Regions from separate parts of the Homo sapiens genome. Here region 2 is linked to region 1. Evidence: chromatin contacts called from ENCODE Hi-C data. All regions are on one chromosome and are shown on one strand. Each heading gives the region's core, a stretch centred on a gene start or an enhancer-like site at or near the end of the contact. The rest is flanking DNA. Distances are from core to core; before and after follow the strand shown.

The links. Hi-C counts contacts between places; a loop is a spot of excess contacts on that map. Pooled maps may share reads with other maps.
Region 2: a pooled map shows a loop between it and region 1 (3-fold over the local background). The contact joins the promoter of LINC02944 here to the promoter of LINC02674 in region 1. A Hi-C loop is called at or near these places in 1 of 168 maps with a recorded cell type or tissue (mammary epithelial cell), 1 of 37 single-sample maps with no recorded cell type and 8 of 50 pooled maps.

Annotation. Positions count from the first base shown.
Region 1 is chr10:117,731,591-117,737,619 of GRCh38, forward strand. LINC02674 (long intergenic non-protein coding RNA 2674) reads left to right here and starts at 3,329. Exons shown (of 3, transcript NR_187475.1): 1 at 3,329-3,761; 2 at 4,613-4,758. It overlaps LOC107984274 (a long non-coding RNA gene), which reads left to right. Exons shown (of 3, transcript XR_001747600.1): 3 at 702-852.
Region 2 is chr10:118,237,510-118,243,260 of GRCh38, forward strand. It overlaps LINC02944 (long intergenic non-protein coding RNA 2944), which reads left to right and starts at 3,996. Exons shown (of 5, transcript XR_946349.3): 1 at 3,996-4,173; 2 at 4,274-4,377.

The sequences.
Region 1 (6,029 bases), core at 2,079-4,578:
GACAGGGTAGATTCCAAATCCTTTATCACTTTTAAAGTGCTTCCATATGCGCGTTGGACCCAGCCTGGCCCTAGGCGAACGTTTTCTGAATGCATTAAAATTCAGGACTATTTTTTTAAAGTGTAGACACCAATGTTTCATTGAATTCATGTCTGGTAATTATTAGCTTAAATTATGGCTCACACATGACTTGACAAAGTGGACCATGAATTAAAACACACATACACACACACACTTGCACACACCACACATACACACACCCCCCAGAACTCCTCAATAGATGCACCCAACTCATACATTGCTCGTTATTGAGATGTCAGTCAGTAATCATTAGGCAAACACTCTTCATGGAGAGAACTGCTAAGAGGCCCAGGCGTCCCAGGAGAGGATCTAAAAATGTCAAAAATGTTACAGTATAAATGAACGACACCAACAAGAGAACATGTGTTAGAGATGCAGGCAATTAGTTAAGATATTACAAGTTTCAACCTCTGAGCAAAACAGGCAACAAAAATTTCCTCTTGACAAAAGGCTACACATAAGATCAAGTCGATTCCCAGACAACATAATCTCCCTGAATTGGAGCAGCACTCCAGCAGGCTGGGAGGAAGGGATGAACCTGGGGGGATTCAGGGGTTTGTAAGGTGTGGGCCCCCAGGGTAGGTCCTGCCTTGCCTGAAAATGACTGATTTGACTGCCAGGCTCCTGAAGGGGAGAAGTGAAGTCTGAAGTGAAGGAAGTCGTCCTGCGACCCATGGATCCGGCTCATGAAGCTAACAGACTACTCCCGGCTGGAGCTTCGGAATAAAATTTAGAAGGTAGAATGAAATCATATTGCTGTTTTCAAAGGAAAGGAGGTAGCTGCAAAAGGCAGTGGGGAGTGTGTATATATGAGATGGATAAATACTTGCTCATTGCTTTTCAGAGATTTTTAAAATTAGATATTGTAGATTGTACAGTTTCTCTCTGTATATATACACACACATAATACATACATATACGTACATGCACATATACACACAAATATATATGGAGATGTTTTAAGCAAAAAGGCAAAAAGACCCACAACACCCTCCATATATACACATACAGGAAATATATTTTAAGCAAAATACATGATTTGCACTTTGGATAAGGATTTGAACGGGTCTCTTAGAAATACGAGGAAATACTGAGAATACAAGAAAGAAGGGATGAAAACCTGAGTGCACCAACTCTAAAAGTAAAAAAAAAAAAAAAATTGTAGACAGTTAAAATGTCTGTCTCTGTACACACGCACACCTACACGTTCACACTTCCTCTGTTTACTAAATAACATTTCAGCACAGTTTTCATCTTATAAGGAAAGTGTTTGAAACTTGGAATAAGTGCACTTAATTAAAGGAAGGCTGTGAAAATGTGCACTAATCTGATATGACTAATAGCAAAGTGCATGAAATTGCTAATTAGAATTTCATTAAAGGTGCTGCTTTATCAGACTGTGAATATCACAACCTTTAAAATTCTTTCAGGAGAGCTTAATTCCTTTTCAAACAGAAATATTCTTTAAAGACATTTGATTTGTTCTGAAGGAATTCATGGCTTAGGTTGGAACTTAAAATGTTGCCGATATTCCAGGAGGTGACATCAGAACAGGAATATAGATCGGGGACTTTGTTTCATTTGCTGATGAATCCCCCTCCCCCACCTCTATGGATTATTGTTCAAAAACCAATCATGAAAAATGCAGTTGAGTCTTTGTTTTGCTCCATACATAATTTGTTTTCTGCTGAAGCCAAGCATTTATTCTCACCTAGCAGAATAAAGGAAAAATTATTAAAAAAAATTTAAAAGTACTATGAATAAAATTAAACATTTAAATTTTCACATACATTAAAAAAAAAGGACAGCAGACAACACAATATTTTTTCCTTTAAAAAACCATTTTTTTAAAGCCAGTACCCTTTTCTCTTTCTTAAAAAAATAAAACTCTTAAAAAAGGAGTCACCTTTCAATCATAAAATTGTACTTTTCAGAATTGGGTGAGTCCAATGGTAACAACAGTAAAGGCATTTTACTCCTTCCCTGACCTGTTTTCCTGGGTTATCAGGTTTTCTTATTTTACATTTTAATTATTCCCTGAACTAAATCTGCATTTCAGCTTGCTTTTTGTCAATCAGATTTTTAAAATTCTACCTTTTTATTCCTTCATCTTTTCTACTTTCAACCTTCTTTTCTGCCACTTCTCTTTATTTTCATTTGCAAAAGTTGCTGTAACAGGTTGTTACCCTCTCTGCACACAGCTTCCAATGTTACCAACCGGATTTTTGTATTTGCTGTTTTTCCTGACTGTTGAAGGGTTCTTACAGTTAGTAACTGGGTTCTTTTTAATACTCAAGCTTAATTGAACAGTTACATTTTGTTACTAAAAAGCCATGAATGCTAATGGAAACTACAGCTCACTCAAAGCATCAGTTTACTTTTACAGAAGTTGTTAAAAAACCAGCTCTGCTCCAAATTTGCTGAACACACCAGTTAACAGTGATGTAATTTTGGAGAACTGAATATTCTAAATACATTTTAAAACCTTGGTTTAAAAGCTAATCAGTCATATTTACACCACCGTATCTGAAAGGAGAGAAAATGAGAACAGAAGTAACTTTATTTGAGAAACAGTGTGATTTCTTTGGACATTTAAACAAGTCTCAAGTGGGTTAATTACAGTTTGTTCTGATTTTAACTCCAGCAACAGGAATTTTCATGGCATTTAGATAAGTTATCAACTGGGCTAGGTAACAGATAAAAGATTGCATTTTCTTTTCCAACATTTGGGAGGTACACTTGTACAATAAGTGCAACAATTTGAAAAATCGGTCTAGACTTCAACGAATGAAAATTATGCTTGTTAACTGTAGTGTCTGGAGTCCGAGCTGGGGTGTCAGTCTTGCCTATCCCTGGGCCACCGTCAAACAAAGCTGCTAATTCTAAAGCTTTAAGTTTCAAATTGAGAAATATTGTTCTAATATGGCAACAATGGGGCTGTTGTCCTTTCAAGAGCTCTGCGATTACAGGCTCGTTTTATGCAAAACAAATGGCAGGTAATTGTGATTTAATTCTTTTCAAGTAAATTACAGTGAGTGCGTGACACAAAGCTGCTGCGGACCCTCCTTTCTCTGTCAATAGTTGAATTAATGATGGCAGGAGTAAAAACAGCAATTGTGCACAGCGACTCTCCCCGGGTCCCCCACCCCAGCCAAGAGGGAACCTGCCAATCAGGCTGCGCCACCACCAGGCTAGGAAGCCTAGGGTCGCCGATGTTCCAGGATGGAATGTTCTGGTGTCACCGTGCGGGGGGGTGGGGGGTGTCACAGAGCTGGGAACTCGCTCAGAGCCAGGGTCTCTGCTGGGGTCAGCGTCTGTACGCTAAAGCCAGGGCGCAAAGTGCGTGGGCACTGCGGACACTAGAGGCTTATGGCGCTGGAAATACAAGGCCGAGTTGCCGGCGCAAAGAGTTCCCCGGGCGGGTTGGTGATGCGGCGCGCTTTGATAACAGGTTAATCCGGCCAACATTCGCTCCGCGAGAGAGCCATCGGAGGGCTCCGGGAGACTGCGGCGCCACGGAGGGAGAGGCGGCGAGAGGCCCCTCTGCGAGCACCCTCTGGGCGCAGTGCGGTGGGCTATGCTCTGCGCAGCCCCGGGCGCGCCTGGGTTCTCAGAGCCCAAGACCTGAGCCGCTCCGAGCGCAGGGCGCCAGTTCTCTTTCAGAAGCGGGAGAAGTTCAGGTGGGACAGGAGACACGGGGGTGAGGAGATCTTTGAGAGGGCCGGCCGGGAAAGTGGGGGTCGCCTGTGGCTGAGAGGGCCGCATGCCGAAGGTCCCGACCCCAGGCTCACGACAGGCAGCCTGGCACGCAGGAAGGGGCTTTGGGATAGAACGTAGCACCTGGCTGAGTGCTTAACAACGATTGAACTGACCTCTGAAGGACTGTGGGCCCTGACCACTTCCCCTTGTACTTGGAACAAAATCCAAACTCCTTCCTGAGGCCCATGGGAAATATGTTCTCGGGCTTTTGCCGGGGCGTCTGCTCTAAAGTGCTCTGGATTTGAAATGCCAGGATGGAATCCTGCCTGCCCTGTCCTTAAATGGTGACTTGGAGCAGATTCCTTAACCTCTCTGGCCTCCCAGCTGTAAATGGAGTTAACGGAACCCCACCTTCAAGGGCCCTTATGAGACTTCATGAGCTACTAATAGAGTGCTTAGAATGCGGCCTGGCACAAAGTACAGTGCCCAGTAAATATTAGCAGGGGTCACTCCACCTTAGCCATGTCCATCTTCTTCATTTTCCTGGACCTCCCTAACCGTGACCCTGCCACAGGACTTTTGCACTTGCAGGCAGAGCTCTTGCCCTGCCCGTCATGGCTTCTACTTCCGGCCTCAGCTCATCCTTTCTGGATGAGAGGATGAGACCATCAACCATCCCACCCTTCACTTTCATAAAGCTCTTTGTTTTCTTCCTAATATTTATCTTGATCTGAATGTTTGTTGCCATTTGCTTAGCGTTTATTGTCTGTCTTCTTCTCCCCAAAATGTAAGTTCCATGAGAATGGGGACCTTGTGTTTTTGTTCTCTGCAGGTGCCCAACACCTTGATCAGTGCCTGCTTTGTAGTAGGCATTCAAATACTGTGGACTGGATGAATGGAGTCACTTCCCTTCCAACCTGCACACCAACGTGGTTGAACTGCCTCCTTTCTAAGTGCCAAAGTCTGTTTTACAAGGCTGTAAGTGAAATCACTGACATGGAAATTATATTTTCAAAATTAAAGGAACAATTTTCTAAAGAAATCTAGGTTCTCAAGAAGGATGCCAGACAACTGGAGACTTTTCTCTATGTCAGCATCTTTCTACCCTGACAAGTTCTGACTGTGGGCTGGAGCCAGCTTCTGTGAACTCTCTCCACAGCTCCCTCTTCCTGAGGATGGGGCTTGAGGGATGGTACAGGGGCCTTTGGGATTCCTCTTCAGGTGAGGGCTGTGCTGGCTGTGGCACAGCTGGGCCCTAGGAACCCTCTAGACCTCCACCCACAGTGTAGCAATGCCTGCTTTATCTGCCCTTCGATGCGCCCTTCCCACTCCAGTGACTGCGTCATGTGGCACTGGCCTTTGTCCTTAACCTCCTTGGTCAGAGCTTTTCTGTTCCTTTGACTGCCCCTCTGTGGCTTGGCGTTAGTCACAGATTCACACCTGCTTTTTCTTCTCCCCAGAGCCAGCTGCTTTAGACTGGCTCCTGCTAGGCTTGCCAGGCGGAATGAGGGAGTCTGAGGGGCTGGGTGGGGCTGAGATGACTCAACTGGCCAGGGTCATTGTGTCTCAGTGCCCCGGCTGGAGCCAGGGGCGGAGTATTTCCAAAACTGGCCTGCCTCCTGTCTCATGCTATTTATTTACTCAGTGAGATCATTATAAACAATGAGTATCTGGGCCACAGTGACCATCCTTGGTGGCAATTCCCATCCCAGGGTCCTATCTTTGGGATAGAATTTGGAGAGGATCTCTTGCTATCCAGAGAACAAGAAATATAAATACTCAACTCATTCATGTATCCAAAAGCAGCTGCTTAGCACCATTGGGCACAGTGGTGGGTGCTGGGGACACAGATACAATAATAGCTAACACTTGTTTAGCACTTCCCATGTGCCAGGAACTGTTCTAGGTGCTTCATGTGTGTTACATGACTTCATACAATACTCACGAATAGGTTCTTTTATTGTCCCCTTCTTATAGGAGGAAACTGAGGCTCAACACAGAAACAGATCACATGGCCAGGAGGTTGCAGGATCTGGGCTTGGAACCAGGACCTACACTCCTAACCATTATGCTGCACTGCCCCTCTGTTTCAGTCCCCAAAAGGGATAGGACACAGCCTCAGCCCTCTTGGGGCACAAAGCCACAGAAGCAAACAGAGAAGGTGGGTGGGAGGGGGTAGCTCCCTGCATAGGAGATCAGTAGCGACATATTACGGCTCTTACTACATACCAGGCCCTGTTCTAACTGGT
Region 2 (5,751 bases), core at 2,746-5,245, 510 kb after region 1:
GTGTTAAATGTATATATTTATGGCCCATTTTCTTTCCAAAGACTGAAAGAGGCTTACATTAGGACATATTCAACGAACCTTAAAGGTTAAAGAGAAAAGTTTAAGATCATATTGTGATTGGGTGGGGAAGGTAGGAGGGAGCAACACTATTCCCTAATCTGCCAGTGTGATTGGTGCAGCTAAGCATTCCATTGAACCCCGACCTGCCTGGTAAATGGGGCAAATCATCTGGGAAGGAGACCCATCCTTCAATTCCTGAACACATAGCCATTGCTACCTGGAAGAGATGGCTCTGAGAATTTTAATTAGGCATGAGGTAGAGCGAGATCAATAGCTTGTACCTTCTCTTGGAGGATGATGCTGGGGAAACAAGGCTCTGCAATAACTGGTCAGTTTCCAGAGAAGTGCTCAGTGCCATGAGGACAGATGTGGAAGTGCTGATGTGATATAGTTCGGTGGACACACGGAGGAGCTTAGATGAATGGGGAGAGGGGTCTTACCTGAAAGAGAATGAGAGCAGACAATTCCTTCATGGGAAGAATGTGTGTGTGTGTGTGTATGTGTGTGTGTGTCTGTGTGTCTGTGCGTGTTGTGTGTATATGTGTGTGTCTGTGTTGTGTGTGTATGTGTGTGTCTGTGTGTGTTGTGTGTGTATGTGTGTGTATGTGTGTTGTGTGTGTGTGTGTCTGTGCGTGTTGTGTGTGTCTGTGTGTTGTGTGTGTGTGTTGTGTGTGTGTCTGTGTGTTGTGTGTGTGTGTATGTGTGTTGTGTGTGTGTATGTGTGTGTGTCTGTGTGTGTTGTGTGCGTGTGTGCACACACACCGACTCATGTCCAGGGTGTTCTTTCTGCTATTAAAGCAAGAAACGATTTCCATTCTAAAGGTGACCCTCGCCCTCACTTGGAGCCTGGCCCTGGCCCTGGGTGCAAGCCACAGTCACTGCAGTGATGCTGTCCTCTCCCTTGCAGACATCTAAGACAAAGAAGATACACAGCTGAGGAAGGCGAGATGCCTTTTAAAAATTAGACAACATCTTAGAGGGTTTATTTCCTTTATCTCTAGACCTACATCCATTAACCCACACTCAGAGACAATCGCTGCCACTGTTCAGGAAGCCAGCTCGAATGGGTCGAAACTGCCATTGTATATCCAGGAAAGATAGACACACGACAGAGATTTTTTTTAAAATGCCAATTTCCAGGGAACCAGCTTCTGCTGAATGCAGCCTGATAGAAATTCAAGATAAAACTCTCATGGATTCTGCCCATCCATAAAGTGCCACTTAGCAGACAATTTGCACCATCTGTGAACCACTCCCATCCACTAAGCTTCTTTTTTAGCTGTTGTAAACTCTGTCTCATCAAACTCTTATCTTTTACCTATACAGAGCCGTACTTTAATTGATAAATTTCAGGGAAAACGGAGGAGGGACAGCGTTTCAGGAATAACTGGGACCAGTGAGATCAGTGTCTTAGGAAGATGAAGATCTGAATCCTGAACCGTGACTCACGGGAGCCTGGCTGATCTCCTTCGCTTTCACAGGACTTCTCGCTGCTATGACACATTTGCATGGTGACTCCTGGTTCTTTTCCAGGCGTCAATGTGAATGTCCATTTTCTTTTGGAGTGGCTGTCTCTTTAAACTCTTACAATACACACGGGTTTTCTTTTCTGGCTTTTCTTGTAAGGTGCTGCCTATCAAAAAAGAGACAGGAGAGAGAGAGAGAGAGAGAGAGAGAGAGAGAGAGATTGTCTTCCAAAGGTTGTTTTCTTACCCTCTGTTGCTTAAACAATCATCTTCTGTGTTATTGAGGAAAACCCAAAGCTGTCAGCTTCCCTGGACTTCAGGTTTCCAGCAAACTCACCTCCCCCCTCCCTTGGTTTCACCCCCATCTGCTTATAATTTAATGTTCTGTATGTTTTAATCATTTCATTAGGCATGTCCTTATTTTGAAATGCAACTAATTCTTCAGTTCAAACAAACAGCCAGTAATTCTAAAAATGAGACCATTCTTTTCTTTCAGTTAGAGATTGGCTTAGAAGAAATATCACACCTATTTTGAGAAGGGTGAAATAACTCAAATGCCACTAGTTTTTTTAAAACCGCTGACTTTTAAAAGTGGAAATGATCTTAGAGATTGCTTCATTTTCTCCACAGATATGGAACTAACTTTTGGGGATGTTTTCTCATGTCTTTCTGAACACTTTGTGATAAAGTCATTCCTATTAAGGTTTGTCTTAATACGGATTTGTAAAAATTATGTAATAAAATACCTCATTTCTATACTCGGTGACAATGGACATGAAAGAAAAAGTGATTCCACTATAGGACTTGTATGTTTTATTAATTTATTTTCTTTATAGGAATTTACATTCTTTAAGGCAAGGAGAATCATATTTTGCTATAAGGGGAAAGATAATTTGCAAGGTGTTTCATGTGATTTTTCCCCCTGACATTCAGATTTATTCTATATCAAGAAAAGAAGCTTCTGGGCCGGGTGCAGTGGCTCACGCCTGTAATCCCAGCACTTTGGGAGGCCAAGGTGGGCGGATCACCTGAGGTTAGGAGTTCAAGACCAGCCTGACCAACATGGAGAAACCCCGTCTCTATTAAAAACACAAAAATAGCCGGGCTTTGTGGCACATGCCTGTAATCACAGCTACTCAGGGGGCTGAGGCAGGAGAATCTCTTGAACCTGGGAGGCGGAGGTTGCAGTGAGCCAAGATCGTGCCATTGCACTCCAGCCTGGGCAAAAAGAGCGAAACTCTGTCTCAAAAAAAAAAAAAAGGAGAAGCTTCTGAAATTCCAGGAGCATACAACTTCCCCCCTTATCTATGGGGGATACATTCTTCCAAGACCCCAGTGGATGCCTGAAACTGCAATAGTACCAAACCCTACATATACTATGCATGAATTTCTTTTTTTCCTTACCATTCATGGGTAAGCTGGTCCAAGTGCAGTGGTGTTTACAACTAATTGATCACAATTCGTGGGTAGAAGTTTCCTTCTTACTGTAGATCTTAAAGATGTCAGCATACAATTTTTTTCTTTCCTTATTAAGCTGATAACTTTCACCTTTTCACTTCAAGGATGCATTTTATGGCTTCTTTTTTGGCATATGCAAATTGCCAGCATCATTACTCTCATGCTTTGAGGCCATTATATAACAAAATGAGGGTTACTTGAACACAAGCACTGGGAAACGGTGACAGTCTATGTGATAACTGAGATGGCTACCGTGTGACTGACAGGAAGGTAGCTTAGACAGTGTGGATATGCTGGACAAAGAGAAGATTCCCCTCCCAGGTGGGACAGAGGATGAGAGATTTCAGCATGCAACTGAGAATGGCATGCAATTTAAAACTTATGAATTATTTCTGAAATTTTCCATTTAATTTTTTGGGGCCACAACTGACCACAGGTAAATGAAACCACAGAAAACAAAACCTCAGCTAAGAAAGAGCTAATGTATTTAATTTTAACATTATATCAATGACCCAACTGTGCAACGTAAAATGTCTTTATTTTCTGATACTTGTATTACTTTCTGGTAATAAAACGTCCTTTCAGTATTTTAGAAGAACGAGTCACATTTCGCACATAGTAGTAGACACTTAATAGATGTTTGTTGAAACATTCGTAGATAAGTGGGTAGATACACACTGACATTTAACGATGTGCCTTAATTCAGCTTTAAGTGCTAATGTTTATTAACGGTGATGCGTAAATACAACAGCACACATTCTGATTTAGGCTCGTCCACTGAAAATGTCCCCCTACTTCCAAAACGTAAACCGGTACCATTTAAGGATCGAAATGAAAACAACGTAATAGTGAAGTTGTCTTGGAGGAATTGCTGGAGGACGCCTTTGATACCTTTATGGAGAATGAATGGGAAGCCTTTGCGTGTGGCTGACACAAATGGTTGTCACACGCCATCTAGTGGCCATCCGTGAAACTGTGCATATGCCGTGGGAAACGCTTTTGGAACAAGTTGGATTGCTCCGAATTTCAGTGCCTATCGGGCAGCCAGTGAACATTTGTCCATCTTTAAGGCATTAAACTGAGAAGAACCACTGAGGAAAGCATGCCACAGTCTTTCCCAAAATCCCTGTGTCTTAAGGAACAACCAAGAAGTTAACTGGTCAGGGAAAAGATTTCTTTTGGAACACAGGTAAGCAAAACCAAGACGCCATCGGAGACACCCTTGCCTGCAACGGTTGTGGTATAAAGCAAGGTAAGTAGCGTGATATTCACTGCTTTTTGTCCCACAGAAGCCATCGCTGTGTGCGGAAATCCATGACCTGGCCATGACTTCTACAACCCGGAGGACTTGCCTGGCATTACCGAAAAGCACAGGGGAAAGATTCTGTGGCAGGTGCCGCATTTCATCCAGCTCACTCCGTGCTAGTTCCTAAGACATCTTAATTCTTACACATATGCATAATCGTGATATTTTGCCATGAATAACAATATATTTCACAATTATCAACCATTTTAATTTTTAGCTTTCTAACCTCGGACTACTATAATAAAAAGAAATAATAAATCCAAAAGTAGTAGTGGAAAAAATAAGTATCTCCAGGTTTGTTCCTGTAAAGTTAATTAGTTCAAAACAGAGTGAGGACTCTAAGAGTTTGGGGTTTTTTTGTGTGTGTGTGTTAAGTATCAGCATTAAGTATCTTCAAGACAATTCAAAGTAAGATGATAAGTCACTAGGTTGTAAATTTCACAAAAAATCATTAAATACACTGTGTCGGACTACAGCGGAACAGTGGGAAGAACATTCAGTATTTGAGAGTAAACAACTCAAATTAAGTTGTTTAGGAATCTCACAGACAGGAAAATTTTTCCTCTCTGGTTTTCCATGGTAGCATGTTTACAGTACTTGAAAAATGTTGCTTTCAAGTCATGTTAACTGCTTCTTAAGACCATCAAATAAGAAATGATATAGCTTATTAGTTCCAAAATAGAAAATCCTATAACATCATTTCCTCTTCATGTTAAGGTTAACTTCCATTATAAATATATGCTTTCAGTATAAAATGCTCGACCTCAAAAGATACCAGCTTTTGCGTTTTGAACTATAATCGTGATCCATAAATGGTGATAGAGCTTCAGCTACATCTCAAACATTTATGTTCCACTCTCTTTATCAAAGAGCGATTTATTTTCAGAGAAACATTTATCAATTTAAGGTGTCTGAAATATTCATTTTTTAAAAAGGGCTATAAACAAGTAGCAAGATGAATAATCTGGTTTTCTGTGGGTTAAGTTACATATCAAAAAATCCTAAAATTTTTCATCATTTTGATGCACTATTCTTAATTTTTAAAAACTCATTGTCTGAAAGCAAGACAGATATTTTAATGCTAATATGTAAAAATAAACCGGATTTACGGTCTTGGGTCTCTGTCGTTGCCTATATATCTAGATGTCTACAAAAATATTCCAGATTTTCTGCTTTTCTTAATCTCAAATGTTCAAAATGACTACATTTTCTAGAATATTTACCTATTAGCTGATGTTATTGTTAAAAAGAAAATCAGACTAATTTTGGCAGTATTGTGCCTTACTACAAATCCTGTCTTTACTGTGAGAGTGGAGAAAAATAAAATTTGCAGAATTCCAGTCTCTAGCCATTGGCATTTTCCGGGCTTTCTTGTTTTCTATATATTGAGTCCCCTGTGCGTATGGGAAGCTCAGCTGAGGACTAATGCAAACTATTTTCCCACAAGCCAACATGTCGTCA